2 separate regions of the Homo sapiens genome follow, and region 2 is linked to region 1. A link is a loop called in an ENCODE intact Hi-C map of the cell type or tissue named here. Cell type or tissue: PC-3. All regions are shown on one strand. Each heading gives the region's core, and the rest is flanking DNA. Links, peaks and the distances in the headings are about the cores only. Region 1 overlaps SYNE2 (spectrin repeat containing nuclear envelope protein 2). Region 2 overlaps SYNE2 (spectrin repeat containing nuclear envelope protein 2).

Evidence for each region. Hi-C counts contacts between places; a loop is a spot of excess contacts. Peaks named below come from ENCODE experiments on the same cell type or tissue, not always from the same donor. Only the 100,000 strongest peaks of a DNase experiment are listed, where the experiment ranks them.
Region 2: it touches region 1 in a loop (2.1-fold over the local background); 3 of 110 quality-filtered maps call a loop at or near these places.

The regions. Positions count from the first base shown.
Region 1 is chr14:64,128,558-64,144,922 of GRCh38, forward strand. SYNE2 (spectrin repeat containing nuclear envelope protein 2) reads left to right here. Exons shown (of 116, transcript NM_182914.3): 75 at 1,225-1,344; 76 at 1,491-1,691; 77 at 3,708-3,881; 78 at 5,512-5,643; 79 at 9,230-9,426; 80 at 11,384-11,516; 81 at 12,784-12,966; 82 at 13,385-13,531; 83 at 15,215-15,391. Among named protein-coding and RNA genes, the nearest start is that of MIR548H1, 42 kb to the left of the region's middle. In PC-3, for the core only: CTCF peaks have their summits at 9,298 and 9,501; a DNase peak (open chromatin) is centred at 9,314.
Region 2 is chr14:64,067,951-64,084,315 of GRCh38, forward strand. It overlaps SYNE2 (spectrin repeat containing nuclear envelope protein 2), which reads left to right. Exons shown (of 116, transcript NM_182914.3): 52 at 2,695-2,960; 53 at 6,018-6,186; 54 at 7,995-8,150; 55 at 10,516-10,656; 56 at 12,506-12,688; 57 at 13,493-13,630. Among named protein-coding and RNA genes, the nearest start is that of MIR548H1, 19 kb to the right of the region's middle. RefSeq lists an enhancer at 6,239-6,740. In PC-3, for the core only: no CTCF peak of the experiment used is centred there; a DNase peak (open chromatin) is centred at 7,261; H3K27ac peaks cover 1,125 bases.

The sequences.
Region 1 (16,365 bases), core at 5,307-13,306:
TCAAGTCAAAATAATTCAGACTGACTTAACTTTGAACCACAGAGCTTTGCATATAAGCCGTGCTTCTGAACTACTTTCCTTTGTGAGCAGCAGCAAGGCTTAAGTAAATAAATAAAAAATGAGAACTATTTATGTTGACTTTTTAAAAACATCTCCTAATTTTCTGAAGCACAATGTATTAAAACAAAAGGAGGCCATTTTCACTTATCAACCATGACAAAATGTGTATGTCCAGTGTTGGTAAGGGTATTGGAAAATGAGACCCTCATCCTCTTGCCAGGGGAGCCCTGGGGATCCTTTGTCTGTATATCAGAATTTTAAACATGAATACTCTCTCTTCCAGCAATAATTTGACTTCATGTATTTAGCAAATATTAATTGAGGATCCACTATGTTCCAGCACTGTTTGAAGTGCTGAACTTGTACTCCTCCTAAGGATATAAGACAAGTGCATAAAGATAAATATTTTGGCCAGGTTGGTGGCTCACGCCTGTAATCCCAGCACCTTGGGAGACTGAGGCAGGTGGATCACTTGAAGCCAGGAATTTAAGACCAGCCTGGCCAGCATGGCAAACCCCATCTCTATCGAAAATACAAAAATTAGCCAGGTGCAGTGGCACACGGCTGTAGTCCCACCTACTCCGGAGGCTGAGGTGTGATAATTGCTTGAGCTTGGGGGGCGGAGGTTGCAGTGAACTGAGATTGTGCCACTGCACTCCAGCTTGGGTGACAGAGCCAGACTTTTGTCTCTAAATAAATAAATAAATAAGTCATAAATATTTAAGGATGGACCCAGCAGCTCTGCTTGAATTAAAAACTGTATATAGCCCAAAAGTCCATTGAGAGCTGACTGATAACAAAAGCAGGGTACACCCTTACAATAGCATGCTGTGTGTCTGTTTCGAAGGAGCTAGATATGTGTATACCAATGTGAAGAGATGCTGAAGAGCTGGTGAGTGAGGAATGCTAACCGCAGGACAGAATGCTGTGGTGCAGTTCATTGAGTTTAGGGATATGCATGTCTACCCCTACTGGTATGGAGCATGTTAGGAACTTGGGACCTCTGGCAAGATTGTTAAGGAGAGCAGGAGGTGAGGGAGCGGGAGCTGGGATTTTTGCTTTTCCCTTCATCCCTTTCTGTACTATTTAATTCTTTTTAGATAACTATGTGTACTTCTCTGACTTACTGAAGGGTTTTCTTTTCTTGTATTGTCTCTCACTTAGAAAGCAGATGCATATACAGTGGAGCTGGAGAACGCCGAGAGCCGAGTGGCCAAACTAAGAGATGAAGGGGAGAGGCTTCATTTACCTTATGCTTTACTCCAGGAGGTTTACAAATTAGAGGTATGCCTGAGCAGAAAACATTGACTCAGCACTGTGATTGTGAGGAGCCAGATCCTTTTCTTCCACCAGCAGAGTTTAGATTTGTCTTTCAGTTATTGCCCCGGTTGGATGAAAATGCATGTGTGCACCTGCTCTTCTCTTTTCAGGATGTACTTGACAGTATGTGGGGAATGCTAAGAGCCAGGTACACAGAACTCAGCAGCCCTTTCGTCACTGAGAGCCAGCAAGATGCTTTGTTGCAAGGCATGGTGGAACTGGTGAAGATTGGGAAGGAAAAGCTTGCTCATGGCCACTTAAAACAAACCAAAAGTAAAGTGGCGTTACAGGCTCAAATAGAAAATCACAAGGTGAGACAGACACATGGGTCGGGTGACCCCTTCATAGACTAAAATCTTAAGGTATTTCTGAATGTGAACAGAAAGGATCCATTTTTCTTCTTTGTTGAAATTTAAGCTATTCATTCTTTTAATAAACATCTATTAGAATGCTTAATGTGTACCAGGAACCCTGGTACATGCTAGGAATTTGGGTTATGAGTAAAAACAGACACAGTTCCTTACATTCACAGAGCTTTCACCTGATTGAGAAGATAGATATTTATCAACAAGTCTTCAAACAAATTTAAAATTAAAATGAGGATACATTCTATGAGAGCATTTAATAGCAGAAGGTGACTTAGGAAAGTTAGAAAAGGCTTTCCTGGCCATGCGCAGTGGCTTATGCTTGTAATCCCAGCACTTTGGGAGGCTGAGGCGGGTGGATCACCTGAGGTCAGGAGTTCGAGACCAGCCTGGCCAACATGGTGAAACCCTGTCTCTACCAAAAATACAAAAATTAGCTGGGTATGGTGGCAGGCACCTGTAATCCCAGCTACCTGGGAGGCTGAGGCAGGAGAATTGCTTAAACTCAGGAGGCGGAGGTTGCAGTAAGCTGAGATCACGCCCCTGCACTCCAGCCTGGCGACACAGCAAGACTCTATCTCAAAAAAAAAAAAAAAAGAAGAAAAGGCTTTCCTGAGAACTAGAATCAAAAGGAAAGTGTGTTATTATGTAGTATAAGACTATAGTAAATCCTTTGATTTTTAAAATTCATTTCATTAAACAAAAACTTCTTGATCACCAACTAAAGATAAAGAGTAATCTAGGTGCTGATAATTAAAAATGTGTAGGACGGTTCCTACCTGAGGTAAGCTTATGGTCTAGCATTTGGAAGGTAGAGCTTAGTCTAAGAAAAATTGAAAGGTAAATATTGTATGAAGGATGGAGGGGAAGAGGAGAAAATAATATTGATTATCTGCAGTGTGCTAGGCCCCTTGCTAGATGCTTTTATAAACGTCTCTATGTATATGTCCTTTTCAAGGCTTAGGAGAAGGGATTCACATAATATGGAGGGATCCCTCCAGACAACTGTAAATGGAGAAGAACCATGTGAAATAAAGCCTTCCTCTTGAAAGGTTCTTGAAGTTCAAATACAAATACAGGAAGCTTTATGTCCAGGATTCCTATAAAGCAGCAAATTCCCTTTATTTAGTCATTCTCTTGAGTAGAAGTTAAAGCCAGGGTTAAGGAGACCTGTCTTTCGAATATGTGGGTTGCTTGAGTTTGCACATCTGTCCATCCAACTTGTCTTGAAATTCATCAGCCACAGTGACATCTGTTTTTTGTTTGTTTGTTTTTGTTTTTGTTTTTGTTTTTTTAAGAGACACGGTCTCACTCTGTATTCCAGGCTGGAGTGCAGTGGTGTAATCATAGCTCATTGTAGCCTCGAGATCCTGGTCTCAAACAATCCTCTCACTTCAGCCTCCTGAGTAGCTGGGACTATAGATGTGTGCCACCACACCTAGCTGGCATCTATCTTTTTGTAGCATTTAGACTCAAAACAACTGATTTAGAAAGATCTATCTGGAAATTGAAATTGACAAAAATGTTTGTCATTTAAAATGGATTATTTAGTGGAAAATAACACCTAAGGGTAATACTTTATAATTTGTTGAAGTTCCACTAGTGTTCAAAGACTGAGTTTTTTTGTTTTTTGTTTTTTTTTCCTTTTTGAGAGGGAGTCTTGCTCTGTCACCTAGGCTGGAGTCCAGTGGCACAATCTCGGCTCACTGCAACCTCCGCCTCCCGGGTTCAAATGATTCTCCTGCCTCAGTCTCTCAAATGACTGGGATTACGGGCATTCACCACCATGCCTAGCTAATTTTTGTATTGCCATCTTGGCCAGGCTGGTCAATTTGACTCTACACGGATGTCCTGGGATTTTGGATTTAAAACAAAAATAACTGGATATAAAGTTGAAGTAACTTGGTTTTTAAGAGTTTTCACAATTTCAAAGTAAATATTAAAACTTTCTCCATCTCATAGGTTTTTTTCCAGAAGCTTGTTGCTGACATGTTGTTGATCCAAGCATACTCTGCCAAAATACTTCCTTCTTTATTGCAAAACAGAGAGACATTTTGGGCAGAACAAGTAACAGAAGTTAAAATACTAGAAGAAAAGTCACGCCAATGTGGTATGAAGCTGCAGAGTTTGTTGCAGGTATTTGGGTTATGTAAACGTTGTACTGAAGCTGGGAATTGCTGATTTTCCATCACCACCCCAGGTGTTGAGAAGAAGTATCTAGTTATCATTAAGCTATAGTTAAATGGAAGCCTGACAGTGAGGAATGTGGACCCCTGCTCAGGTTCTGAGGCCGCTCCCTGAAGGAAAAGTTGGCTGGGATTTCTCATACATAGATTGGGGATGGTACTGCGTCTCTCTGCCTTTTAGGTTCATGTATGAATAAGCAAAACGATAAGCACTTTGAGACCTTGAATGAGATCATTTGGGTGAAACAGTTATTGGTTTAAAAACTGTACTTCTTCAAGAGAACAGGCCCAGATGTCCTAAAATGGATGACAATCTTGTCTAAACTCAAAGAAAAAAATAAGCATGCATAAAGCTCCTTCTCAGTTTTGAGGCATTCCCCTCACACCTTTCATAGCCAATGTTAGTACTTAAAGGAAATAAAATAGGAAGGAGGCCGGGCGCAGTGGCTCACGCCTGTAATCCCAGCACTTTGGGAGGCGGAGGGGGGCAGATCACGAGGTCAGGAGATCGAGACCATCCTGGCTAACACAGTGAAACCCCGTCTCTACTAAAAATACAAAAAAAAAATTAGCTGGGCGTGGTGGTGGGCGCCTGTAGTCCCAGCTACTCAGGAGGCTGAGGCAGGAGAATGGCGTGAACCCGGGAGGCAGACCTTGCAGTGAGCCTAGATTGCACCACTGCACTCCAGCCTGGGCGACAGAGCGAGACTCTGTCTCAAAAAAAAAAAGAAAAAAGGAAGGAAATGTTTAACTTGATAGTGTAATATGGTGTTATTTTTTTTGCTAACAAAATTTATTTTCTAGTTAGTGTGTCAAGTTGATATTTATAATATGTCATGGTATTTTTTAAAAAAGACTCCATGGACCCAGTGAGTGTTCTATAAAAGCCAAGTGAGCCACTATGTGAATAGATATGGAAAAGAGTGAGGTGGTTCTTTTCCTAACAGACAATGTTTGGAGTCAATAACTCAGCTCTGTGGTGTGTTGGGGTCCTCGGGGTGGGCATCCATGGAAACGGGGCAAGCTAAAAGATGACAAGACTAGGGCTAAGGCAGTTGTCCTCCCCTGATGAAGTGTAAGCCTATACTCCTCAAAGACACCTTGAGCAGACCTATGCTGCAAGTGGCATGGGGGTTTGGTGGGCTTGGGCGTGGGCTTGGAGAGCAGGAGCAGCCTAATAGCTTCTGTTGAGTAAGGGTCTAAAAGTTAGCTCTTTCCCTTTCCTAATAAGAGAAAGGCTCTCTTGTGGCTCCAAGGTCTCTACGGAGTTGCTAAGAGTATCATTTTAACTTCATTGTATTACTCCTTTAGTCATGTTACCCAGTTTGACAAGACAAGCATAAAACACTAAATGCCAACTCAGATTCTTTTTAAACCTTGTCCTCAAAGGTGATGGAATTCTTTTCCATTAGATGCTGAGCGCTTACCAGGGTGGGGTTACGTCTCTCGAACACACCTGGAATCTGTGCTTTAATTTTGTATGGTCTTGGTGTTCATTTTTGTTTTGTGATTAATTATGTTGTTATCTGGAACCAATCTGGTAAAGGGCTTCCACTAATTTTATGTCCTTGATTCTCTAGAAATGGGAAGAATTTGATGAAAACTATGCATCTCTTGAAAAGGACCTGGAAATTCTTATATCTACATTGCCCTCTGTGAGTTTGGTGGAAGAAACAGAGGAAAGATTAGTGGAAAGGATTTCATTTTACCAGGTATTTGTCTTCCATTTAAGTTATCAAAGGCGTGTCCATAGCACTTTGTGTTTTACATTTGTTTTGACTAAGTGGCTTGATTTGGAAGGTTTGAATTGAAACAAAATGTTCATCATACAACTCACTGTTGAATGTATTCAGGGAGACTACAGATTTGAATGTGAACTCCTTAGCATAACCACATGTCTGGCTTGGGGGAGAGGACCTTGCTTGAGTCGTGGCTCCATCACTTATCACTTCTGTGACCTTGCTGTCCCTAAGCCTCAATTTCTTTATCTGTGGAATGCAGATAATCGAGCCAATTCTACCTGTCTCTGGAAGTGAATGCCAGTGAGCTACTAGTATGGAAATGAGCTGAAGAATGGAAAGAACTTTGTCAGCCTTCGGCCTCTAAACATATATTTCGTTTTATTCCTACAGTGAAGTCCTGACTAGACGTAGCCCATAAGACAGACAATAATCTTACCTGTCACCAGCATTATAAAAACATCTCAGGCCGGACACGATGGCTCACACCTGTAATCCTAGCACTTTGGGAGGCCAAGGCAGGTGGATTGCCTGGGCTCAGGAGTTTGAGACCAGCCTGGGCAAAATGGTGAAACCCTGTCTCTACTAAAATACAAAAAAAAAAAAAAAATTAGCTGGGCATGGCGGCATGTGCCTGTAATCCCAGTTACTTGGGAGGCTGAGGCAGGAGAATTGCTTAAACCTGGGAGGTGGAGGTTGCAGTGAGCCAAGATCATGCCATTGCGCTCCAGCCTGGGTGACAGAGCGAGACTCCATCTCAAAACAAAAAAACAAAAACCCTCAAACTTTTAAACTTTTTTGTGTAACTTTTTGCGTTGTTATCATCTGTCTCTGTGTCTCTAATTTTGGTGCGAAAGAAAAGATAAAACCTCAAAATAGTTTTCAAGTGACATTGAGAACATGACCAACAAGATAAAAACAAGTTTTAAGTCTTCTCACCAGGAACTTAAAATTCCTAGTTTTAACTTTAGGATATATGCCGTCAGAATCTGAGTTGTGCGGCTAGAGGCAGTTATGAAATATCAACTTTAAAACCTCAAAAGCACATTTATTGCCTGAATGAACTAGTTGGAAAATGAAAGCAGGAAATAATTCCAGGGTTCTCTTTTCCATGGAGGTATTTTAACCTCTATAAGGAACATTTTCCAGAGGCTGGGACACTGTATTTATACTCCCTAGATGCCTGGAAAGCTACAGTTGGTCTCATTGCCGCCTTATTAATTATATTGAGCCTAACTCTAAGGTAAATCTGAGTCCTCTGGGGTGGGTGGGAGTGGGGGTGATGAGAGTACTGTTTAGCTCTTTGTTAGTCTAGGGATACAGAAGGTATCATCTAAACAGCTGAAAGAATGCAGATGAGAACAGTATTTTAAGGCTTATTATTTTAAGCAACAGTCTAATATTAGCCAACCTAATATGAGTGTGATTGTTTTCTCCAAAAGTGACCATATCTGTTAAAATGTGTGATTCTATTACATTTGAAATATTAAAAAGAAAAAAATTGTTCTAAGACTTTTAAATAAATTTGCCAGACTAAAGAAGACATATCCTGTAAAGCCCATCTCACATATGGACTTCATAGGCCATTCTCAGTTCAGAATCAAGGAAAGGTTTGTGTGAGTCTGACAGATGTTGTCATCTTGATCAGCCGTCGTCTGTGGGGCATGGAACCTAGGAGTCAGTTGTCTGGCCTTTGAAGTCAACAAACCTGTGTTCAAATGCTGGCTCAGCCTAGTTACTCGTGCACAGACTGTATCCCATGCATACAATCGGTGAATTAGGCTGGGCGTGGTGGCTCATGCCTGTAATCCTAGCACCTTAGGAGGCCGAGGTGGGTGGATAACCTGAGGTCAGGAGTTTGAGACCAGCCTAGCCAATATGGTAAAACCCCATCTCTACTAAAAATACAAAAATTAGCTGGGTGTGGTGGCACGTGCCTATAATCCCAGCTACTTGGGAGACTTAGGCAGGAGAATCGCTGGAACCCGGGAGTCGGAGGCTGCAGTGAGCTGAGATAGCGCCACTGTACTCCAGCCTGGGTGACAGAGCGAGACTTCATCTCAAAAAAAAAAAAAAAAAAAAAAAATTGGGGGGTGAATTAAGACTTTTCAGAGATGTTTTAAAGGTGAAGAATCTAGCACTTCACTTAGAAAATTAGACTGATTTTTTTTTCTTTTAATACAGATGCTCAGACACGGGGGGGAGGGGATTACAAATGGGAGTGGTGGAAAGGGCTATGGACGTGGAATTTTTTGGTAATGATTTAAAAGGCTTAACTTAATTTGAAAATAGCAAACCTTCTGTTTTGTTAATAATTTATTTTTTAAGATTAAACAGGTGTCAGGATAAATGGCATTAGCTGAATCCAGCTGTGTTAGATAATTACCTTTAGACAGACTTCTCTTCAAAGAATTTCATTTTTCTTTCCGTGAAGTTGGATTAATGATACGCTGTTTTAATTTATTTTTCTAAAGTTTTCTTCCTTTCTCTCTACTGAATCTTTATATTCAGTAGAAGACCCTGGAAATGAATTTTTCTGCCTAGTATTCGCATCTCATGGATAATAGAGAAATACTATTTTATTTATCCTCTTCATATCTAAGTCACCATCTGAAGTGCTTTCGGGGGCAGAATAGAAATAAGGAAACCCTACTGGCTCTGCAATCAGAGGGGTGGTGGGGACTGAGCCAAGGGAAAAGGAGAGGGAGTAGGCTCTCCTAGAGCCAGCAGCTGCTGCTCAGTTACAGCCGCCCTTTGCCACATGAGATGCAGACCAACAATTGCTAGGTCTTCCAGTTTTCCCACAGACACTGGCAATCCTGATTATTAGGTAAGATTTCCTGATTTTTCAAACTGATCTTAAGGTCACACAAAACCTATCTGTGAGCTCAGCATGGCCTAATGACTGCCAGCTTGTTTTTTGTTTGTATGCAATAAGTCTATAAAGTTGATTTGGGTTGGTTGGTTGGTTTGTTTTGTTTTGTTTTGTTTTGACACAGTCTCGCTCTGTCGCTCAGGCTGGAGTGCAGTGGCACAATCTCAGCTCACTGCAGCCTCTACCTCCTGGGTTCCAGCAATTCTCCTGCCTCAGCCTCCTGGCTAGCTGGGATTACAGGTGTGCGCCACCAAGTCCCGCCTCAGCCTCCCAAGTAGCTGGGATTACAGGCATGCGCCACCACACCTAGCTAATTTTTTGTATTTTTAGTAGAGAGGAGGTTTCACCATGTTGGTCAGCCTGGTCTCGAACTGCAGACCTCAGGTGATCTGCCTGCCTCAGCCTCCCAAAGTGCTGGGATTACAGGTATGAGCCACTGCATCCAGCCAGTAAGTCTACAAAGTTGAATCTGTGCTCTAGAAATGCAAGATTGGACACCTATCATGAAAGGTAACCAATAAACCATTAATCATGCATCCAGTCAGACTATATAGTCTTGAATGTTGGGAAAGTGTTACTGTTTTATCAGTGGACACAAATGTCAGTTTTAAATGCAGTATTTGTGAATAGCTTGGCAGACTTTATTTTCTAAATAATTCATTCTATGACTTTACTTTTTATTAGCAAATAAAAAGAAACATTGGTGGAAAACACGCCCGGCTTTACCAAACTCTGAACGAAGGCAAACAGTTGGTGGCGTCTGTGAGCTGTCCTGAATTAGAGGGCCAGATCGCAAAACTGGAAGAGCAGTGGTTGTCCCTGAACAAGAAAATTGACCATGAGCTCCACAGGCTGCAAGCTCTTCTCAAGCATCTGCTCAGGTCAGCCTTTTTGGGGGTGGATTGGCTTCATATTGTGCTGTGAAGAAAGACCTCGGGGATTCTGTAGTCAACTAAATTTTACCTGCAACCCACCTTATGCTGTTTTTTCTTGGGCAGTCTAAAGCAGTTGGGTCCCTCTTCTGGGCTAAACGCGATGTAGAATCTCTGATGGTTTGCTAGACACAGTATAACATGTAATCAGTTTGCTGTGATCGTTTTTTCTTTTCTTTTCTTTTCTTTTCTTTTTTGTTTTTAAGGAGGCAAGGTCTTGCACTGTCACCCAGGCTGGAGTGCATGGAGTGCAGCAGCACTATCATAGCTCACTGCAACCTTGAACTCCTGGACTCAAGCGATCCTCCTGCCTCAGCCTCCCAAGTTGGTGTGACTACAGGCATAGGCCACCGTGCATGGCTAATTTTATAAAATTTTTTGTAGAGATGGGGTCTCACATTGTTGCCCAGGGTGGTCTCAAGCTCCTAGCCTCAAGCAGTCCTCCTGCCTCAGCTTCCCAAAGTGCTGGGATTACAGGTGTAAGCCACTGCACCCAGCTAGTTTACACATTTCTATAGAAGCTAGGAATTATGTTATAAAATAATATATAGGTTACCTTTATACCATGATATTGCTCTTTCCAAAAGTTTTAAAATTAAAAAAATTAAATGATTTTAGCTAACAGAATAGTTTGAAATAGGCTTTTGAGTTCTTTGGAGAATTTGTTGTGCTTAGTTGGTATAATCTTGAACCGTGTGAGGAAGGAGGAGAACATAGAACATTTAAACATCATTCTCATCCCTGCATCTTAATCTAAGGCAGTTTAAAAGTTACAAGAAGGGCAGAATATTGTTTGAATATTTTCACTACCTCGGGCAAATACGTTGGGTGTTCAGCCAGCAGCAGTTTGTTGTTATACAGCTTATACAAATGCTGGTTGTGTGTGTGTGTGTGTGTGTGTGTGTATGTATGGTGTGTGTGTGTGTGTGTGTGTGTGTGTGTGTGTATGTAATTTTATTTATTTTTTGAGACAGGGTCTCACTGTGTCACCCAGGCTGGAGTGCAGTGGCGTGATCGTGGCTCACTGCAGCCTTGACCTCCTGGGCTCAAGTAATCTTCCCACCTCAGCCTCCCAAGTACCTGGAACCACAGCACATGCCACCACGCCCTGCTAATTTTTGTATTTTTTGTAGAAATGGGGTTTTTCCATGTTGCCCAGGCTGGTCTCAAATTCCTGGGCTCAAGCCATCCTCCCACCTTGTTACCCCAAAGTGCTGGGATTACAGAAGTGAGCCACTGTGCCTGACCTATATTTTTAATATAAACAAATTTATAGAAGACATTTGATGGATAAAAATCTCTGTTCCTTCATTGGGTATACTTTTGTGTAGCTGTAATAAGAAATAAAGAATGCTTTAGACTTCCTCATTATTATTATTATTTTTTTTTTTATTTGAGACAGAGTCTTGCTCTGTCGCCCAGGCTGGAGTACAGTGGCGCAATCTCGGCTCACTGCAACCTCCACCTCTTGGGTTCAGGCGATTCTCCTGCCTCAGCCTCCTGAGTAGCTGGGACTACAGGCGCCTGCCACCATGCCTGGGTATTTTCTGTATTTTTTAGTAGAGACAGGGTTTTACCATGTTTTTCAGGCTGGTCTCGAACTCCTGACCTCAGGCAATCCACCTTTTTCGGCCTCCCAAAGTGCTGGGATTACAGGCATGAGCCACCACATCTGGCCTAAAATCCTCACTGTTCTTGCTGAGCTGTAATGAAGAGAGTCCTAGAAAATGCCAGGAGCATCATGGTATAAAACATGATATAATCCTTATTAACGTCATGATATTCTGAATGTTAGGACTGATCAACATAGGAGGACATACAATAAAATAAGAAAATTTGCTGGTGATGCATATCATTATCAGAATATGTTTCTAATCTGCCTTCTCTCTCACTTTGCTCCTGTTAGTTATAACAGAGATTCGGATCAGTTAACCAAGTGGTTGGAATCTTCCCAGCATACTCTGAATTACTGGAAAGAACAGTCCCTCAATGTGTCTCAGGACTTGGATACAATCAGAAGCAACATCAACAATTTTTTTGTAAGTTGTAATAGCATATGTTCAGTTAATTACTGGTCAGAAATAAATATCAAGGAAAAAGCATCAGGGTTGATGTGATAGTCTTCGTATTTATTTGTGGATAAGGGGTAAGACTTGGGCGAATGGCAGCTGTGTTCTTCAAACCTAGAACTGTTTATACTGTTCATTCGTTTATAATAAAATATGTTTTTAATTGACCCCATAAAATATATCTGAATTTAAAACTTGCGCCAGGTGCAGTGGCTCACGCCTGTAATCCCAGCACTTTGGGAGGCTGAGGCAGTGGATCAGCTGAGATCGGGATTTCGATACCAGCCTGACAAACATGGAGAAACCCTGTCTCTACTAAAAATACAGAATTAGCCGAGCATGGTGGTGCATGCCTGTAATCCCAGCTCCTCGGGAGGCTGAGGCAGGAGAATCACTTGAACCGCGGTGGGTGGAGGTTGCAATGAGCTGAGATGGCGCCATTGCACTCCAGCCTGGGCATCAAGAGTGAAACTCAGTCTCAAAAAACTTGCACTGACATAGGTCATGTTTTACAAATACAAAAAATACAAGACCCAAAAACAACTTTATAAGGTTATTAACTTATAAATGTTAACATTAATAAATGCATAGTTTTAAATTATTGTAAACAAAATTGATATTTCTACTAAAAAGCTTTTGTTCCATTGTTTTGAGGTGTTTTTTGGAAAAAAATTCAAAAATATCCCCCAAATTTTGGGGGAAATAAAAATGTATTACTCTTGTAATATAATTACAAAATGATTATTGGTCAATGCATTTATGAAACGTAGTCTTTTCTGTTAGACTTTTCCTGTTTTTTTTTTATTTTTCATACTTCGTAGCTATGATTACTAACTTTGCTATTAAAATGTAAATTTTTTCAACATACTTGAAAGAATTTCTACATAGGAAAGATTTAAACATTTTAATTACAAACTTGTTGCAAGTAATTCATTTAATGTGCACTTTGTGTTGGGTTCCATAGTTTATTGTAAAACTTACCCCATTTAAATAATGACTTATTTTTAAAAATGTTAACCCACTGGGTGATAAGCTTCTTGAGGGGTATGCATTCCATCTCTTTTGTTCCCCATCGTGTATGTAATGCCCAACAGTAGGAAAAAGGGGTGTGTGTGTGTGTGTGTATACACATTCGTATATTTACTATGTTTATTTGTTGACTCTAGCCAGTTATTCCGACTCTTACTTTCTGCTATATTTAAATTTTAAGTTTCTAAATTTTAAAACTCTCCTTTAGGAGTTTTCAAAAGAAGTTGATGAAAAATCCTCCTTGAAGACTGCCGTTATCAGTATCGGGAACCAGCTTCTTCACCTGAAAGAAACTGATACAGCTACACTGAGAGCTTCTTTAGCACAGTTTGAACAAAAATGGACAATGCTCATAACTCAACTTCCAGATATTCAAGAAAAACTTCACCAGGTAAGTCTTTAGAGCCTCAGCATTTGAATTAGCATTCACTTGTTAGCTCATAACTCTTTTAAAATTATTTCTCTGACTCAATAATTTTCATTGACACTACCTATTTTTCTCTGGCACCACTGAATATAAGTCTTAATTACTGGACCCTCCTCCAATGGGATTTTTCTTAAGAGAGAAATCAGGCTTAATTACTTTATTTCTCAGTTTATCTTTGCCACTGTGTTAGTTTATGTGAAGGTCATTGTCATTGTTTTGGGGTCGCTTATTCTAAGTTTGAATGCTGGGTTTGTTTTTTTTTTGAGTAACCTGCATAATTATATAGCAAGACCTTTTATCAAACCAGATATCATCTTTAGTGATGCTCTGATTCATTTTGTTAACTGCAGGCAATTAAATGGAAATCATTTTGTTCTTACAGCTTCAAATGGAGAAATTGCCGTCTCGTAAAGCAATCACAGAAATGATTAGCTGGATGAACAATGTGGAGCATCAAACTTCAGATGAAGACTCCGTGCATTCACCAAGTTCTGCATCTCAAGTTAAACATCTTCTTCAGAAGCACAAGGTAATTATGCAAAAGGAGCAGAAGTCTTTTCATTGAAACAAGAAGGCTAATCAGAGGGGTAATGCTGGACAAAGGGACACATAGGATATAATTTCAAAAAACTAATTCTAGGGGTAGGAAACTGGGGTGGTGGATGATTCTGGAGAGATGTTAGTAGACTTGCTTTTGTTCCACTTAAATTCCTTTTGCCAGCCCCCATCACCACAGGACAATCCAAGCAAGCTTTTAACAGACTGTGGTCTCACCTTTTTATCCCCATCCCACCACCCCCAATAACCACAGACTCTGCCTGACAGAGTGATTTTGATTCCTTAACTGTTCTTGGTGCTCTCCCTTATCATCCTGTGTACATGCTGCACCCTCTACCTGGAATGCCAGGGCCCACGTTTAACTGTATACGTCCTCTTAGTCATCTTCCATAGTCAGCTCGAGTTGTCCTTGTTTGCAAATCCACCCCTGACTCTCCCAGCCAGACTAGGTGACTTTCCTGGATTAGATGTCTCCATGATGCTATTAGTAGCTCCTATCATGCATTATTATAATTATTGGTTTATTTGCCTGTCTCCCCACCTTGACTGAGCTTCTCGAGACCAGGGGCCATCCTTCACCTTGCTAAAATATAGCACGCCTATCCCAATACCTGCCTTCCTCTAACAGGTGTTAATGAAATGTTCTTTGAGTAAGAGAATGAGTAAGAAAATATTGAGATCCTTCTACAAATAGATATAAATGTGGCCTTCTCTGTGATATTTAATTTCAAGTAGATTTAATTAACATTTCATGAGCCACATGCAAACGTGTATTGTGTGCTCAGCACTATGCTGGCCACTGGGAATACAAAGATGAGTGACAAGTGTGGTCATTGCTTTAAGACCATGCAGGCTGATGGAACTAGCTTCTGGTAGGCAGAAGATGAATGGCTTAATCACCAAGCAAGATATTAGCAGAGAATTTTGTTTTTATGTACCATCACATCCTAACTTCAGTGTGTAGTAAAATCTTCGAAAAGTCTACACGTGTATATTCTCACAGGCTCTAGCAACCTAGCACATACCACATGACTGTCACCCCCGGGTGTCTCCAAAAGAGGTGCTAGAACTTGCAGAGATAAAATCAGTAAGTGACAGGTTTGGCAGAAATGTTGTTGGCCCTGGGTGGGTTTAGGATTGCTGTACAACTTAAAGCCACCCAAACTTTCTAAAGCCACCTGAGAGGCCTTAACTATCCCCGAAGGAACAGGGAAGCTGCCTAAATGACAGAGTTCCTTAAGGTGTCCTGGGTTTTCTGAAAGAGACTTTACTTCCTATTTCCCATCTGGTTGTTTCCGTGAGCCCTCAGGATGGCCCAGAATTCCAGCACAGCTGACAGGCAGCCTCCCCCAGGAAGCTTTGTCATATCCTGGGTCGTGGTCAGGGTTCAGATGATAGCAACTGCCATACATAGTGCCCCTTTGACTTTTCAGCCTATTTGAAAGCAGTGCATCTCTGTGTAATTCCCCAAAAGAATCCCTACTCCAATAAAGCCAACTCCTGGTGTAGGTTGGGGAGGGTAGAACAGAACTCCTGACAGGTGCCCCTTGATTAATGGACGGGAGCTTGGTGCCCCCTCGAGCACATAAAGGGAAATCCATTTGATCTGACCAACATTCATGACTGCTTTGGTGTTTAACTTTGCTTATTTTAGGAGTTTAGAATGGAAATGGACTATAAACAGTGGATAGTTGACTTCGTTAACCAGTCATTACTTCAGCTAAGCACCTGTGATGTAGAAAGCAAGCGCTATGAAAGAACGGAGTTTGCAGAGCACCTGGGGGAGATGAACCGCCAGTGGCACCGTGTACATGGAATGCTGAATAGAAAGGTGTGTTCCTGCGTCACAACTGGATGTGTGGTTTGACCTTTATGAAACACACTTTCTGAAAAATCAAAAAAGACGTTCAATTAGTTGACTGATTATTAAGCCTAATAATCATCTCAACTATAGCCCTTTTATAAATCCTATGTTTTAGCATTCTCCATTGGTACCTATAAGAGAATATAAAAATAGTTCTTATATTTGAGATTTCTTAGTGGGAAATTGAGCTAGGCAAGTGAAGATGAGGAATTTTATTTAGGAACATGTCAAGTATTATGTCAGACTCCTAAATGATCAGAGATTTTACATTTTCTATGAAAGCAGATGTTCAAAAGGGGCAAAGCTATTTCAGCTTTGAAAAGGTTATAAAAAGAAAGAAAAATGCACTTGGCTTTTTGGTAGATTTTTCACTCCATGACTCTTGAAAAGATTCGGAAAACTTATTCCTGAAAAAATACTTTACATATAATCATGATGATAATTGGTGTGTTTACTGTGTAGAGAATGCATACAAATGGATTTACACAATTAAGATACAAGTACATGAATGGACAAAGGACATGAACAGACAATTCACAAAAGAGGAAATTATAGTTAGCAAATAAACATGGAAAGATATCATTAGCAGATACTCAAAATAAACACTGTGTAACATAATGCACTTAATTAGAAAAAAAATTAATCAGATAAGGACAAAAACCCAAAGCTGTCACGTTCATACATTGCTGATAATGGCTTAAGTACTTTCTTGGAAAGCATTTGGAAAATGTAAAGAACCGTAATAATAATCTTATCACTTAACCAAGCAAGTCACCTCTTACACATTTAAGTAGATAGTCCTTCAAAAAAGTAAATGATGTGCACAGAGTGTTCAATTCAGCATCGTTTACAGCTGTGAAAATGTACCATGCCTTAATTCTCACTCTAGGGGAATAGTTCATCGAATTATACTGTATTAATTTGATGAAACATTGGGGCAG
Region 2 (16,365 bases), core at 3,096-11,095, 63 kb before region 1:
CTTCATTGGATTTGCTTATGATGCAACTATGGGTCCTTCTCCCTCTCTAGACCGGACTTTACAATTGACCGTGAACCTGAAAGTTTTATAACCAATTTGATTAGGATCCCATGTCTAAGGAAAATCATCAAGGTATTGCAAAGCCTCTTCTAGGTGGAAAAGTGAATGCACAGGCTTTTTGGCAACTATTTTACTGATGCTAGGGCTGTCTTCACACTTTTTAGTGTAAAATATGTTGTTCTGACAAGTGCACACGGTCACATGATCACCAGCAAAATCAAGGTTTAAGACAATTCTGTCACCCTAGAAGTTTCCCTCGTTCCTCTTTGTGGTCAGTGCCTTCCATAACCTCCAGCCCCTGGAACCATTAATCTGTTTCTGTTCTCATAGTATTTCCATTTCCAGAATGTCATATCCATGGACTCCTTACAGTTTGTGGCCTTTTGAGTTTACTTTTTTTCACTAAGCATAATGCACTTGAAATTCTTGCTGCTGCTTGTATTAGTAGTTCATTTCTCTTTATTCCTGAGTAGTATTGCTTTGGGTGGGTGAATTCAGTTTGTTTATTCATTCCCAAGTTGAAGAATTGCCTGGCTTTGGGGTAAAATTATTGTCCTAATAAAAATTGTGGCCAGGAGCAGTGGCTCACGCCTGTAATCCCAGCACTTTGGGTGGCCTAGACAGGTGGATCACGAGGTCAGGAGTTCAAGATCAGCCTGGCCAAGATGGTGAAACCCTGTCTCTACTAAAAATACAAAAAAAATAGCCAGGCATGGTGGCAGGTGCCTGTAATCCCAGCTGCTCGGGAGGCTGAGGCAGAGGATTGCTTGAACCTAGGGCGTGGGAGGTTACAGTGAGCCGAGATCATGCCACTGCACTCCAGCCTGGGTGACAGAGAGAGACTCCGTCTCAAAAAAAAAAAAAAAAAAAAAAAGAGATTGTTCTCCCTCTTGTATTCCCCCTTCTCAATCACTTACCAACTTCACAGTGGACACCAGAGCTTGGGACTGAGGCTTGCAAATGGTAGTTTATTTTGGAAAGTGATCCCAGGGAACAGGAGTGGTAGATGAGGGGAGCCGAAACAGGAAAGGTCTGAGCCTTTATTCTTTTTACTCTTACTGGATTGTGCTTGCTACAGCTGCCCATTTCTGGTTATTATCAAGTCAAATCTGCCAGTTTCTGGTGTGTAAGCACCAAGAGGTGCCCCATTAAATCCTGGATTACAGACACAGTTTTTTCAACCCTGATGCACATTGGAAACCCTAGATGTACAATTCCCCCATCTATGTAACAATTTCTTTATTTGCATGCTAGTTTCCAGCAGGGGGACAGAAAATGATACAATGGAAACCCTTATCTCATTTCCTGGTGTAAGTGTAGCTGTCTGGCAAAGAACTAGGACTTCTAATTCAACTGAATTTAGGTTTGAGGTGATGAGAAGCACCCATTGCGCACACCTAGGTCTCTTGGACAGTGGCCAGTCTACATCTGCATCCGTGTATTCTAGTTATTGGGTACCCAACTGGGTCATACAGCCCAAACAGCAGGGCAGCTTATACCACAGCCCAACCCTGCTGCGGTGCTTTTTCCCCAGGCCCCTCTCGACATTGGCAGCATTCTGATAAATGCATCTGAGCAGTAATCCCAAGGATAGCATATACTGCCTCCTAGACCCCAAAAGGTCCGTTCAGTGCTGTGTCTCTTTTTTAGTGGTAGAGTTGTAAGATTGAACAACTTGACCTTTATCTTAGAGGAGAAGTCCTGGCATGCCCCAGGCCACTAGACCCCTGATACTGGGGCTCCTGAATTTTCACAGGCTTTGTTTCTCAGCCTCTGGCATGTCTGACTGGACATTCAGGTCCTCACCATTTCAGTTAGCATGATATCATAAACATAGATGACTGGAGTGATATCCTGTAATGTCATGACTGCAAGATCCATGAATGAGTTTGAACGTGGAGCAGGAGAGTTAACCATCACTGAGGCAGGATTTGATAAATGAGTACTGCAGCCGAGGGGTGGGCCAGGGGATTCGAGGGGAGGCGTAAGAATGACCTGATTCAGGGGCCTTTGAGACTTTTTTCTACATCTTAGTTGAGTTCAGGGCTGGTGGAACTCCCAGTTTCTAGATATGTGATGTAATAGGTTATGTATTTCTGAGTTCTGTGTACACCACTATTGATAAATACTTCACTGGTTTGGTAATTCTGGCTGCTTTACCTTTGTTGTGTGTCAGGGTAATGAGAACCTGCTGGCCTTACTTTTTTAGCATACAGGGATTGGAAGTGAAAGAAAAGAGACCAGCAGAAAAATTTTCCATATCCAATAGTTGCCCAACCTCTTATACTTAGTGAAAGCAGTTTGGTGGAGCTCATGTGCTTATCTCAGGAGAAATGTTGCTTTATCCATCTGAAATCTGAAGGAGAAATACATTATTTATGAAGATATTCAACAGCATTTCCTTCAGCCCACCACAGCAGTACTCCATTTCAGTCACACATCTACATGAGCAATAGCTGGGCATTATGGGATTCTGATAGTAGAGGATTAATATTCCCAGCTATAGGAAAACAGACTAGGATATGGCACTAGGAACCCTTTGAAGAGAGAGCATACAAAAATTATGTCTACTTCAGGTCCTGAAATGTAATTGTATATTTTACTTATTTTAGTTCTTTTTGTTTTTTGAATTAGATTGAACGAGAGGCAATTATTTTAGATAATCTTCAGGAAGAACTCCCTGAAATTTCCAAAACAAAAGAGGCAGCCACCACAGAGGAACTCTCTGAGCTGCTAGACTGTTTATGCCAATATGGAGAGAACGTGGAGAAGCAACAGCTGTTACTGACTCTACTTCTTCAGCGCATCAGAAGTATCCAGAATGTTCCTGAAAGCTCAGGGGCTGTGGAAACTGTTCCAGCATTTCAAGAAATTACTTCTATGAAAGAACGATGCAACAAGTAAGATTTATGAAAAACTATTAAGGACGTGTGCTTGACAATTATGGCTCAAAATTTAGAAAATCTAAAAGTATAGAATAATGGCAAATGATACAATAGAATTGAGGTGAGACAACACTGATAGGTATAAAAAGGGATGGAACAGATTAGTAACTATAATTAAGCACACATTTTCCATCCTGGTATTAATGAGGGTGAATGTCCTTCCAATTTCCTTTTTTATCATTTGTGGGTTTTTTGTTTGTTTGTTTGTTTTTGCCCTTTTTCTAGTTTAGTAATGCATATTCATTATAGGAAATTCAGGCCGAGCGCGGTGGCTCACTCCTGTAATCCCAGCACTTTGGGAGGCTGAGGCGGGCAGATCACGAGGTCAGGAGATCAAGACCATCCTGGCTAACGTGGTGAAACCCCGTCTCTACTAAAAATACAAAAAATCAGCCGGGTGTGGTGGCAGGAGCTTGTAGTCCCAGCTACTCGGGAGGCTGAGGCAGGAGAATGGCGTGAACCCAGAAGGCAGAGCTTGCAGTGAGCCGAGATCGCGCCACTGCACTCCAGCCTGGGTGACAGAGTGAGACTCTGTCTCAAAAAAAAGGAAATTCAGAAAATGTGAAAATTACAAAAATTAATATAAAAATCTACCTTAATGTCACCACTCAGCAATAACCACTGCCAATCATTTTTTCTCCTTTTTTACTATGATTTTGTTTTTAAATAAATAGAGATCAAAATACTTGTACTGTTTTGTATTCTGCTGAGTAATTTACCAGCAAATCATGTTTGTCTTCCTATGCCATTAAATGTTCTTTTAAAATGTAACTAGCTGTGGCCGGGCATGGTGGCTCACGCCTGTAATCCCAGCACTTTGGGAGGCCAAGGTGGATGGATCACCTGAGGTCAGGAGTTCGAGACTGGCCTGGTCAACATGGTAAAACCCCGTCTCTACTAAAAATACAAAAAATTAGCCGGGCATGGTGGCGCACGCCTATAATCCCAGCTACTCAGGAGGCTGAGGGAAGAGAATCACTTGAACCCAAGAGGTAGAGGTTGCAGTGAGCTGAGATCATGCCATTGCACTCCAGCCTGAAACGTCCATCTCAAAAAATAAAAATAAAAAATGTAACTAGCTGTATAATATTCTACCATGAAGATATGCCATAATGTGTTAAACCAAGCCCCTAATAAGGAATCTTTAAATTACTTTTTTTTAATTTTCATAACAACACTGCAGTGAATATTCTTATGCCAGAATCTATATTTTCATCTGTGACTAATTCATTGAGAAAGATAGTGAGAAGTAGAATCACTGGGTCAAAGAATATAGTAGTTTTATGGCTAGAGGTGCTCTGAAGAAAAAGCAAACTTGTTTTTTCTCTCTACCCTTACACACCATGCAACAAAGCACTTCTGACACCATGTTGGTTATGGGGGTTCCCCACACATCAGGCAGTTCTCCAGCAGACACCAATTCATTTCTCACACTATCCACCCGGAGACAGCATCAGATCACACAGGCTGGGGGCTCAATCCATCCCACAAGAGGACCTCTACTTCAGATGCCAATCATCAGTAGTAGGTTGCTACCTATACTTCTCCTTTTTTTTTTTTTTGAGACAGAGTCTTGCTCTGTCGCCTAGGCTGGAGTACAATAGCATGATCTCGGCTCACTGCAAACTCGGCTTCCTGAGTTCAAGCGATTCTCCTGCCTCAGCCTCCTGAGTAGCTGGGATTACACGCATGTGCCACCACACCCGGCTAATTCTTTGTATTTTTAGTAGAGGAGGGGTTTCACCATGTTGCCCAGGGTGGTCTCGAACGCCTGACTTCAGGTCATCTGCCCGCCTCGGCCTCCCACAGTGCTGGGATTACAGGCGTGAGCCACTGCGCCCCGCTGGTACACTTCTGGCTGATAGGCTATAAATCAAGGGATCCTTTGATACCTTTCTTGGGTTCAATTAATTTGCTAGAGTGGCTCACAGAACTCAAGAAAACACTTTACTCATGTTTACCAGTTTATTAATAAAGGATATAATGAAGGATACAGATAAACAGCCAGATGGAAGAGGTGCCTAAGGCATGGTATAGGAAGGGGCCTGGGGCTTCCCTGCTCTCTCTAGGTGGTGGAACCCCCAGGCTTTCAGCAATCCAGAAGCTCTCTGAGCCCTGTCTTTTGGGTTTTTTTATGGAGACTTCATTATGTAGTCATGATTGATTATGTAATTGGCCATTGGCGATCAACTCAACCTTCAGCTTCTGTCCCCTCCCCCAGAGGTTGGGGGTGTGTGTTGGAGGTAGGGGTGGTACTGAAAGTTCCAACCTTTTAATCACATAGTTGGTTCCCCTGGCAACCAGCCCTCATCCTGAGGCTACTCAGGATCCCACCTAGAGTTGCCTTCTTAGAACTAAAGATGCTCCTATCACTCAGGAAATTACAAAGGGCTTAGGAGCTCTGTGTCAGGAACTGGTCAAAAATCAAGTATTAGAACAAAAGACTCTCCTAGCTAGCACTCCTATCTACAAGGGTATTAAGAGCTCTGTCTCAGGAACTACAGCAGAGATCAAGTATATATTTATTATATCACAATATCATAGATACTTACCAAATAACCCTCAGGAAAGATTTTACCCACTTCAGTGCCTCTTCTGATATTTGCTGCATCCATAGCAAAATGGGTCAGCTTAAGAGAAGAAGCCCAGTGGGATTGTCTGTCCCCAAGAGCCCACCTGTGATTCCATTCACACCTCTAAGTCATTTTCATGTGAGCTCAAGGATTACGTGGAGAAAAAGAGAGGACAGAAATGTCAGTTACAGTGTAAAGTGTGAAAAGAGAGTATTTGAGGCGAAAGATTTGGAGAGGTTTTTGATTAAGTGGTAGATTTTGTACCTGTTTTTATATGTGGTACATCCATTATTGAAAATTGTTACTTTTTTTCTTAGAGGAAATAACCATCCTTTAGTAGCTATTCAGGCATTTCATTAATTGTTGCAATAAAACTGTTTCATTTTATTCATAGAAGAGCAGGATAAAGAAACAATTATATTTTGACGTTCTCTTTTAGGCTTCTTCAGAAAGTTCAGAAAAATAAAGAATTGGTGCAGACTGAAATCCAAGAAAGACATTCCTTCACAAAAGAGATAATTGCTTTGAAGAATTTCTTTCAACAGACCACAACTTCATTCCAAAATATGGCATTCCAGGATCACCCAGAAAAGTCAGAACAATTTGAGGTAAGTGAGGAATGAATTAGTGAATGTGGCAGGTACAGGCCCACAGTCTTGTATCCAAAGTCCTTGGGGTAGAGATAACTCAGTGGCTGGGTTTGGGGGAGCGGTCTGGGGAGAGAGAGAGAGGCATAGGCAAAGGCCCTGTGGCATGGTATGGGCAGAACCAAGGGAGAAGATCAGTGTGGCTGGAGAGCAGAGAACAGAGTTGAAACAAGGCTGGAAGGTAGGCCAGTCTGGACCAAGCAGCCTTCTTTCAACTATGTTTCCAGTGTGTTTGGTGAACAAGGGCCTCAGACCACTCTTAAGTAGTATGTTACATTACTCCTTTAGTAGGACATGGCGCCTTGTCTCTGACAGGGTCTATGTACACCCTACAGGTCATCTGGAATCTCATTTCTTCAGAAGAATCTCCTCTTTCATTCCAGTCCAATAGTGACAGCCCAAAAGTATGTTTGGAAGTTTATTCAAAAGTCACGTGTTGGCCGGACATGGTGGCTCACACCTATAATCCCAGCACTTTGAGAGGTCCAGGCAGGCAGATCACTTGGGGTCAGGAGGTCAAGACCAGCCTGGCCAACATGGGGAAACTCCGTCTCTACTAAAAATACAAAAATTAGCCAGGCATGGTAGCGTGTGCCTATAATCCCAGCTACTGGGATGCTGAGGCAGGAGAATCACTTGGACCCAGTAGGTGGTGGTTGTAGTAAGCCGAGATCGTGCCGCTGCAATCCAGCCTGGCTCCATCTCAAAAAAAAAAAAGTCACATGCTGTCTAAACAGAACTTTTGGTTATTATATTGGAAAGTAAAGAAGCAGTCTTCATGGGGAAGCCTTCTAAGTGTACCTCTGAATGAAAGCCTGTACTCCTGGACTAGGTGTAGATAAAACGGGATGACACTTACTTATTAAACCCCATCTTTGAATGGCATTGTTCTCTAACTTTCTCTCTCTAGATTTGTCCTCTGCTGAGGATTAAGAAAAGGAAAACAATGACACATTACAGAGTCATTTAAAATTGTAATCATTCTTCAGTACAGTGACTCAATCCATGAACACAAATAATGCTACTGAACAGCTACTGTAAAAACAAAACAAACAACAAAAAAGCCACAGTCAAGTCAAGAAGTATTTTTCCACTTGATCTTTGGGAAACTTTCCCATACAAATGAGTTTCTCCTTTATAATTACTGCAGGAGAAGGTAGATCAGATTTGGTTTCTAGGCCACAACCAATAGACTATTTGTTCAGGTTTCTTTTATCTCCTAAAAACCTACATTCTTTGTATGGAACTGGAACCTTCCCTTTTGAAAGCAGTTGAGCTCTGCAGGGCTGTCTAATTACATGAAAGTAGACACTTCTGCTCCAAGTGTGGGGCTTTTAGTGGCCTTAAATCATTGTGATGATAATGGAGGAAGAAGTAGAAATAGCAACACGTTAAAACAACAACAAAAAACTTCTTTGAAACTTTTTTTTTTTTTTTTTTGCTGCTTGCAGCTTTTTAGATCAGGACTGCAATGGAGATACAATTAAATCCTAAAGGTACTTTAGAAGCAGGGGGTGTTGTAATGTCTTTTCTAGATAATGGTGTGACACTATGAAGAGATATCAAGTTTAATTCTTACAAATTAGAAAGCATCATCTGACTAAACTGAGTGTCTCTGGGGCTTAATCAGCTTGTATCACTAGTGGGGTTTTGTCATGCAAACTGCACTCCTTTAAATCATAAGGATGTGCTGGAAGGCTGCTTTCACTTTTTAGAATTAAACTTTTCCCCCAGTCTCGTGAGTATTGCAACTCTCTTAATGCTTTTAGGAGCTTCAAAGCATCCTTAAGAAAGGGAAACTAACTTTTGAGAATATTATGGAAAAACTGCGAATCAAGTATTCCGAAATGTACACCATAGTCCCTGCAGAGATTGAATCCCAGGTGGAAGAATGCAGAAAAGCTTTAGAAGACATAGATGAGAAGGTAATAATAATGTCTGTACTACTGTTATTATTTACGGAGCTGAATGACTATCAGGAGGAAAATATCATTTAATGTCAAATTCCATTTGCCAGGATTTCAGCTATAACTTCTTTTAAGAGTTAAGTGACCATCGTGTCTATTGAATGCTAAGATAAAGATGCTCTAAATATGTGACATAAGATAACAGAATTAGATGATTTATATGTATTTAATTGTCAAAATGCTTATTCTTCTCTTGCATTTTATAATACAGTTATATAATATTTTTTACTGGTTTTGTTTGCTTTTGTACAACCACTGTACAACCACTTGAACATTTTGGATGTTAATACTTTGCTTTAAAATACATTCTTTGAAACATTTTGACATTACAACTAAGGCAATAAGAATACAAATTTCACAACTCACTAGGAATAGCACTTAGTATGTAGTGTCTGTCTAACGATGATGTTAACAGAATTCTCATGAAAAGTACCTGAGCAAATCTTTATACCTGAAAGTCCAGATTTAAAGAAAAGGTGGAAAATATTTTATAATACTAGAAACATAGGAGCTTAGCAAGATATTTTGATTAGATTGTAGAAAGACAGCCCATATCAAACAGAAGAAAATTCTGTTTGGTCTGGTATCCACAGAAGGATTTTTTTTTTTTTTTTTTGTCTAGAATACTTACAACTTGATAAATAAAATAGATCTTAAACACAAAAAATTCAGATTTCAAACTTAGTTGCTAGAATATGTCATTAATTCTATGACAGATTTCTCAGGAAAATCTCACATGTAAAAAACATGTAAACTCTTAACGTATATTTATAACAAATCTTTTTTAGTTAACACACAAGAAAACCTATTTCGTACTTTCTCAAGGATCTCGTTACTATTGATTTTATTTCAGGAAAATACTAAATATTTTGAGAGAAACTAAATGTTATGCTCATGAATACTTATGAAAATCCCTAGCAGAGTAAATTAATAATCAAAATCAGTCGTTCAAATTCAAGGTAGAAAATTTCCGCTATGACCCTCTATATTTGTAACAAACAGCAACTAATTTTTATTGTGTGATACAGCTAAAGGAAGTTCAAGGATCCCGGGGGACAGACATAGTAACATTGTGTATAATTCAAATGGCTACATATGTTTCCTAAATCATGATCTGTCCTAATGTATCTCAATGGTATACATTTCTGCCAGGAGAATAAGTGCTCAAAATATCAGAAAACTTTTCTTGTGGTAATTTGTGACACAGCCAGCCATGAAAAGCTAATATGGAACCAAAGTGGGATTTTTTTTTTTTCTAATAATATTGACTGCAGTATGGTCTGGGGAATAAAGACATGATATAAAAGTATCAAGGCCTGATATTGTGAATAGAGCCTGGGACTCAATCTAGGGACTTGGGCGCTTCTTGGGACAAGTTCAGCTACTTCCTTGACATATGACTGTAGCAAGTCATTTAGTCTGTGTTACAGTTTCAGCATCTGTATACTGTCTGCACAGGATGATTTTAGTCTCAATGGTTATACAGATAGAGTTGTTTTTTTTTTTAATTTACAAAACAAAGGATTATACAAAAGCATAAAGTATTATTTGGTTATTTAGTAGCTGCTTGGAGAAAGCCTTATCAAATAGCAAAACAAGAACACACATCAGTCAGGTATTTGGAAAGTGATACATTCAACATTCATTTATTATCTTTCCTAGCTCAAGGTTTTTTTTGTTTCTTTTTAAGAGAATCGTTTAGATAAAAAAAAATTACGCTGTTCAGTAGCTAAGTTTCTGATGGCTGGGAAAACATCTACAAATGGTTACACAGAGAATAATTAAGCTCTGTGCATCCTCAAGAAATAGCAATTTTAGAAGGTTGTTTCACCCAAATGAATACTATGATTGGAATTACATTTTTTTAAAAAAGTCAGCTTGAGAGTAAGTTTGGTTTTACTGAAAACAGATCTATGCAGATAGATTCTCATAAAATGGAAAGATTGTATAAAAATAATTTATCCCCCAGGAATTCATTTATATCATTTGATCCATATGGAAATGTTTCACACAATCCACTCAGTAATTTTGCCCAACACAGCATATATCTGTAATACATGTTACAATACATGTATTACAGTACAAATAAAAAACCAATTTTTATTTTATTTAAGATGAGATTTAAAAGGTGAAGTAAACACACCTGCCATTTATTAGTCTTCCTATCCACCTTCTCATTAATGCATTTGCCAGAATTTCTTCCCCCAGCCCTTAAAAAATTTTTACAAGTTAAAACAGAGTGACTACCACTTTTGTTGTTCGAACCTATGAATAAAGTGCAGACAACCTCTCTAAGCCAAATGCGTCTTTGTCTCTTTCACAGATTAGCAATGAAGTCTTAAAAAGCTCACCATCATATGCAATGAGGAGAAAAATAGAAGAAATTAACAATGGGCTTCATAATGTTGAAAAGATGTTGCAGCAGAAAAGCAAAAATATTGAGAAAGCTCAAGAAATTCAAAAGGTAAAATCCTCCTTTAACTCCCTTCAGCATTTGGTACTTCTGACCCACTCCTGCCTTGTTCATCAGTCACCACAGGGTGAGTTCTTTGAATTAATCTGAAGCACAGAAATTGTAAACCAAATCCACAGGGGCATCACCTAGAGAGGCTTGATAGGGAAAGTTGCATTTAAAAATTATTCTCTTGGCCAGGTGCGGTGACCCACGCCTGTAATCCCAGCACTTTGGGAGGCCAAGGTGGGATGATCACTTGAGCCTAGGAGTTTGAGACCAGCCTGGCCAACATGGCAAAACCCCATCTCTACTAAAAATACAAATATTAGCTGGGTGTGGTGGCACAAGACTGCAATTCTAGCTACTCGGGAGGCTGAGGCACGAAAATCACTTGAACCCAGGAGATGGAGGTTGCAATGAGCCGAGATCATGTCACTGCACTCCAGTGTGGGTGACAGAGTGAGACTCTGTCTCAAAAAAATAATTCTGTTTTTCCATGGTGGGCATATACCCAAACTTCTGAGAGCCTGTGATTGTGAACTAGCATTTTCACAAGTAAAGGAAAGTAAGGATCTTATCTTGGGGATACTGATACTAAAAATCATTCAATAGAATATGAAAAATATTAAAGCTCTTTTTTAGACTGCAAAGGTTAAATAAAAATAAAAATTCCAAATTTATTTCCCTTGTAAAATATCTTACAAAATAAAATCTTAGGCAAAACTGTACATAAACACTATTCTCCTTCTTAATTCGCAAGTAAACTCCAGCATAGGGAAAGGATTCTTGTTCTAATCTATGTCTTAAGGAAATGTTTTAATAATTTGGGGCTTTTAAAATAGGTCAGAGTATGGCTCACTATTGGACAAATCTTAAGCAGAGGAACCTAATTTAACAAGTTAGATTTTCCTAGTCCTCAAGATAGGGAAAAAAATGTTCTTAAGCAAACATTAAGAATTGAATATTTTACCTTTGAAATTTTCCTCTGCCCAGCGAAGTTCAGATTTGAATCCAACCTATTGGTTTCTTGAGTCAAAAGCAGTTGCTCCTAATACATGTTTCTAGAGCTTTCTGCCTCTGCATTCATCCCAAGTCAGCAGATAATTTTCTTTTCTTTTTTTAAATTTTTGAGATAGGGTCTCACCCTGTCACCCAAGCTGGAGTGCAGTGGTGTGATCAAAACTCACTTCAGCCTTGACCTCCCTGGCTCAATTGATCCTCCCACCTCAGTCTCCCAAGTAGATGAGACTGCAGGTGTGCGCCACTACACCTGGCTAAGTTTTGTAGAGACGGTGTTTCCCTGTGTTGTCCAGGCTGGTCTTGAACTCCTGGCCTCAAGCAGCCCACACACCTTGGCCTCCAAAATTGTGTGAGCCACTGCACCCAGCCCAGATATTTTTCTTTGTTTTATTTTTTCACTTGAAATTATTTTGTAGATTAAGAGAGCGTGTGTGTGTGTGTGTGTGTGCGCGTGCGTGTGTGTGTATGAACTAGTGTAAATAGGTTCAAGTCTTTCCCCAAGCCCTTTTTAAACAGAATGTTTTGCTTGTCACTCTTGAGAGATGAGGGCTATATTGACCTTGTTTGTGTCAGTCATCTCTAAAAATGTCCAGGTCTTTCTGTTCCCCTACAGCTAATTTGTAGTGAAATGAATACAGTTGTAGTTAGGAGAGCTCAGGAAAAGTGTTTTTCAGTTTAGATCACAAATTGCTGGGTATAAATTAACAACTGTTCATGTGATGTTGTTTCTGTGATGTTTTAGTAGCATTTATAAATGTAAATACTGTGTGAAAACCAGGCATTGCCTCCATAAACTATGACCTCTTCATTCAAGTTGACTTACGATTTCCTTCTCCAGAAAATGTGGGACGAGTTAGATCTATGGCATTCCAAACTAAATGAGCTGGATTCTGAAGTTCAGGACATTGTTGAACAGGACCCAGGACAGGCTCAAGAATGGATGGATAACTTGATGATTCCTTTCCAGCAGTATCAGCAAGTATCACAGAGAGCAGAGTGTAGAACCTCACAGTTGAATAAGGTATGGCTGTGACTCGTAATAGCTTCATATCATGTGGTGGTATTGAGATGGTGTTAAAGCAAAACAATATATTCAGAAACAGTCAGTTTCTGTTGAATTATCAGTTTTGGACTTGAAGCTGGGGCCATGGTAGGCTTGTGTGGGTGCTGAGGAGACAGATTTCAATGCTAGTGCAGGCAGGAAGTCTGATTGGGCAGACAGAACCAAGAATCCAGAAGTTGACCACAGCAAGAGCCAGGCAAACTGTTGGGAAGTCCAGGCTCCCCAACAGGTGGATAAAGACCAGTAATGGGAATTTAGGGCAGGTGGTCTCAGGAGTCTAGTAAGGGAGACAACAATGAGAAAGACTGTCATTCGGGGAAAAGATACCCTCTCTACCCTCCTTCCAAATAGGAGCTGTGGTTGGCTGAGTTGTGTCTGTGATTTAGCAAGAGTGAGGCAGCATCCTAGTCTTAGAAGAACTGTAGGGCAAGGTCCTGAACAGGAGGACAAAGTACAGTCCAGTTTTTAAAATGAAGCATAAAATGAGAACCAGAATACTTGCAAGGCTAACCCAGAACTTTGCTGAGGCCCATAACGTTGGAGTAGAACTGATTAAATCCTTTCCACCTATGGTCAGAGTTAGTCTTAAAAGTCAGAAGTGTCATAGCCTAGAGCAGGTGAATAAGTAGCCCCAGCCATGGGGAGCAGACATCTGCAAGGCCTGACACACCCCTGACTAACAGCTATTGACTCTTCATCTAGGAGTCATTCAGCTCCAGTAAAAGGCATCTGACTAAGTTTGGTCCTGCATCTCTTTCCCAGGCCACAGTTAAGATGGAGGAATATAGTGACCTTCTGAAGAGCACTGAGGCTTGGATAGAAAATACCAGTCATTTGCTGGCCAATCCTGCTGACTATGACTCTTTGAGGACACTGAGTCACCATGCTAGCACTGTGCAGGTAAGTGTTCTTCCAGGTTTTCTGCCACTCATAGCATCTACATAAAGATTCGTGGCTTAGCTGATTGTCTTGGTGCTTTTTTCCTCCTTTCCTGAAATACAACCTTACCGCTAACCATGTCAGTGGCAGAAGGAAGCTTGAGAGAGTGGCAAGCAGTAGACATGGATTTTGGAGACCAGGATTCAGCTCTTACTGTCCTGATAACTACTTTATGACTTTTTGGATAATTTAGTATATCTTCTATGGACCTCAGTTTCTCCCCATGAAATAAGAATGTGGGCGGATCACAAGGTTAGGAGATCGAGACCATCCTGGCTAACACGGTGAAACCCTGTCTCTACTAAAAATACAAAAAATTAGCTGGGCACGGTGGCGGGCGCCTGTAGTCCCAGCTACTCGGGAGGCTGAGGCAGGAGAATGGCGTGAACCCAGGAGGCGGAGCTTGCAGTGAGCCGAGATCGCACCACTGCACTCCAGCCTGGGCGACAAAGCAAGACTCCGTCTCAAAAAAAAAAAAGAATGTGCATAGGATAGTGCTGATGGTTTTGGTTGTTAGAATTCTAAGATGCCCCCCAATATTCCCATCCTCTGGTGTATATGACCTGAAAGAATAATACTTGAATGTGGGCAGGAATATGAATATGATGGGATAGTCCCTTCATTGACTAGGTTACGTTATATGATTAAGGTAATGGGGTAGTCACTCCCATAAGTACTTGATTAACATGATTATAAGGCTCTCTAATATGGGATTTTGGGATTTGGAATGCTCCACCGGTAAGTATAATACTTACATTCCAAAATTTGAAAAAGTCCAAAATCTGAAATGCTTCTGGTCTCAAGCATTTCAGATAAGGGCTACTCAGCCTGCAGCAGAGTGCAGAGAGATTCTTCTTGAGAAAGCGGCTATATTGTCAGAGGGCCATGGAGCTAGGGCCCAAAGGCTTTTTCTAGAAGCTGAGAGTCAATGAGAGCCAGCAAGGAAACAGGGAACCCAGTCCTACAGCTGAATTTTGCCAACAACCTGAATGATCTTCAAAGAGAACCCCAAGCTCCAGATGGCACCGGACTGCATCCTTGTGGCTCCCTGTAAGGAGGACTCACCTCAGCTATGCCTGGACTCCTTACCCTTGGACACTGTGAGATAACTTTGTTTTGTTTTAAGCCATTAAGTTTGTGGTAATTAGTTACACAGCAATAGAAAACGAACCCATGGTTCCTTCCACTTCTAACACACCATGATTCCAAATTTCCTGTCCTTGCTGGTACTCCACACATGCCCCACGTGTCCATGCTGGCTTACAAAGTCAAAACAAATGAAAGTGTTTTCCCACTTGAGGCCTCGGCTGCAAAACATCTTCCGGATGCTGAGTACTAGGGAAGTTGCATTGCGCAGGTGTGTTTCCCTTCTCTTATTCTGCCATGAGAAGGAATCCCTTAGAGAAAAGCTTATTTGGTAACAGTGTTTACAGAATCAGACTTCCAAGGTGATTCAGCTCCTTTTTTTATCTTTGGAATGGCACAGTGTGTTCCTAAGTGAGCTGCTGACCTCAGACCTCCCTGACGTTTGAGAATCGTTGGCATATTTTTTTCTTACGGTAACAGTTGTAAAGATGCTGCATTTCTACCCATTTTTTTTTCTTTTCTTCCCCTTGCTTGTGATTTTTTTTGCCTTCCCCCACTTGGATTAACTTTCCACATCCCCAAAGTTTGTCATTTTTAAACTCTTTATCACCTCCCTGATTCACTATTTTTGAGGACTTTACCAAGACAAGAGAGAGGAATGATGCTTTTTTTTTTTCCTTCAAATGCTTATTATGAGTTAAAAAAAAAAACTGTACAAAAGTGAGCTCAGGCAAAAGCAGCTGGGATTTTGCTACCTTCTACTGATACACATGTAAAAATGTAAAAGCATCTCTCAAACTTCAGGACATTCTAAATTGCTAGACTTTCTTTCTGAGCTAGAACTGAGGAAAGGAAGTAGGGACAAGGAAGGCTCGGGTTTATTTCTATGTGTCCCGATGTGTCCTAATCTCCTCCTGGGAAGTAAGTCCCAAATAACTAGTCCTATGTGAAATCCTCATTTGTGCAATAATCTTACTTTTAGGATGCCCTTTTCCATTTTCTAGCATATTCAGGTATTAGTTTTTATATTGACTTTTAAAGAAGTGTCAGAACTCTCAACTAAGCTTTAAATGTTTGTTTTAATTGCACTATACCCTTCTACCTGGATTGCATTTGTTAAAACAGGTCTTTGTAACCTAAAGATAATTCCACAAATACTACTGTTGTAAGAATAACTGAAACATACATTCATAAAATGACATTATAAAAATAGAAAACTAATTTTTTTTTTTTTTTGAGACGGAGTTTCACTCTTTTTGCCCAGCCTGGAGTGCAATGGTGCGATCTTGGCTCACCGCAACCTCCACCTCCCAGGTTCAAGTGATTCTTCTGCCTCAGCTTCCCCAGTAGCTGAGATTACAGGCGTGTGCCACCACGCTGACCTTATTTTGTATTTTTAGTAGAGACAGGATTTCACCATGTTGGCCAGGCTGGTCTTGAACTCCTGACCTCAGCTGATCTGCCCACCTCGACCTCCCAAAGTGCTGGGAGTACAGGCGTGAGCCACCACACCCGGCCTGTTTTTTAAATCAAATTTATTGAGGTATAATTTACATACAGTAAAAATATTAATACACCTATTTTAAGTAGCAGTTAGGTAAGTTTTGATA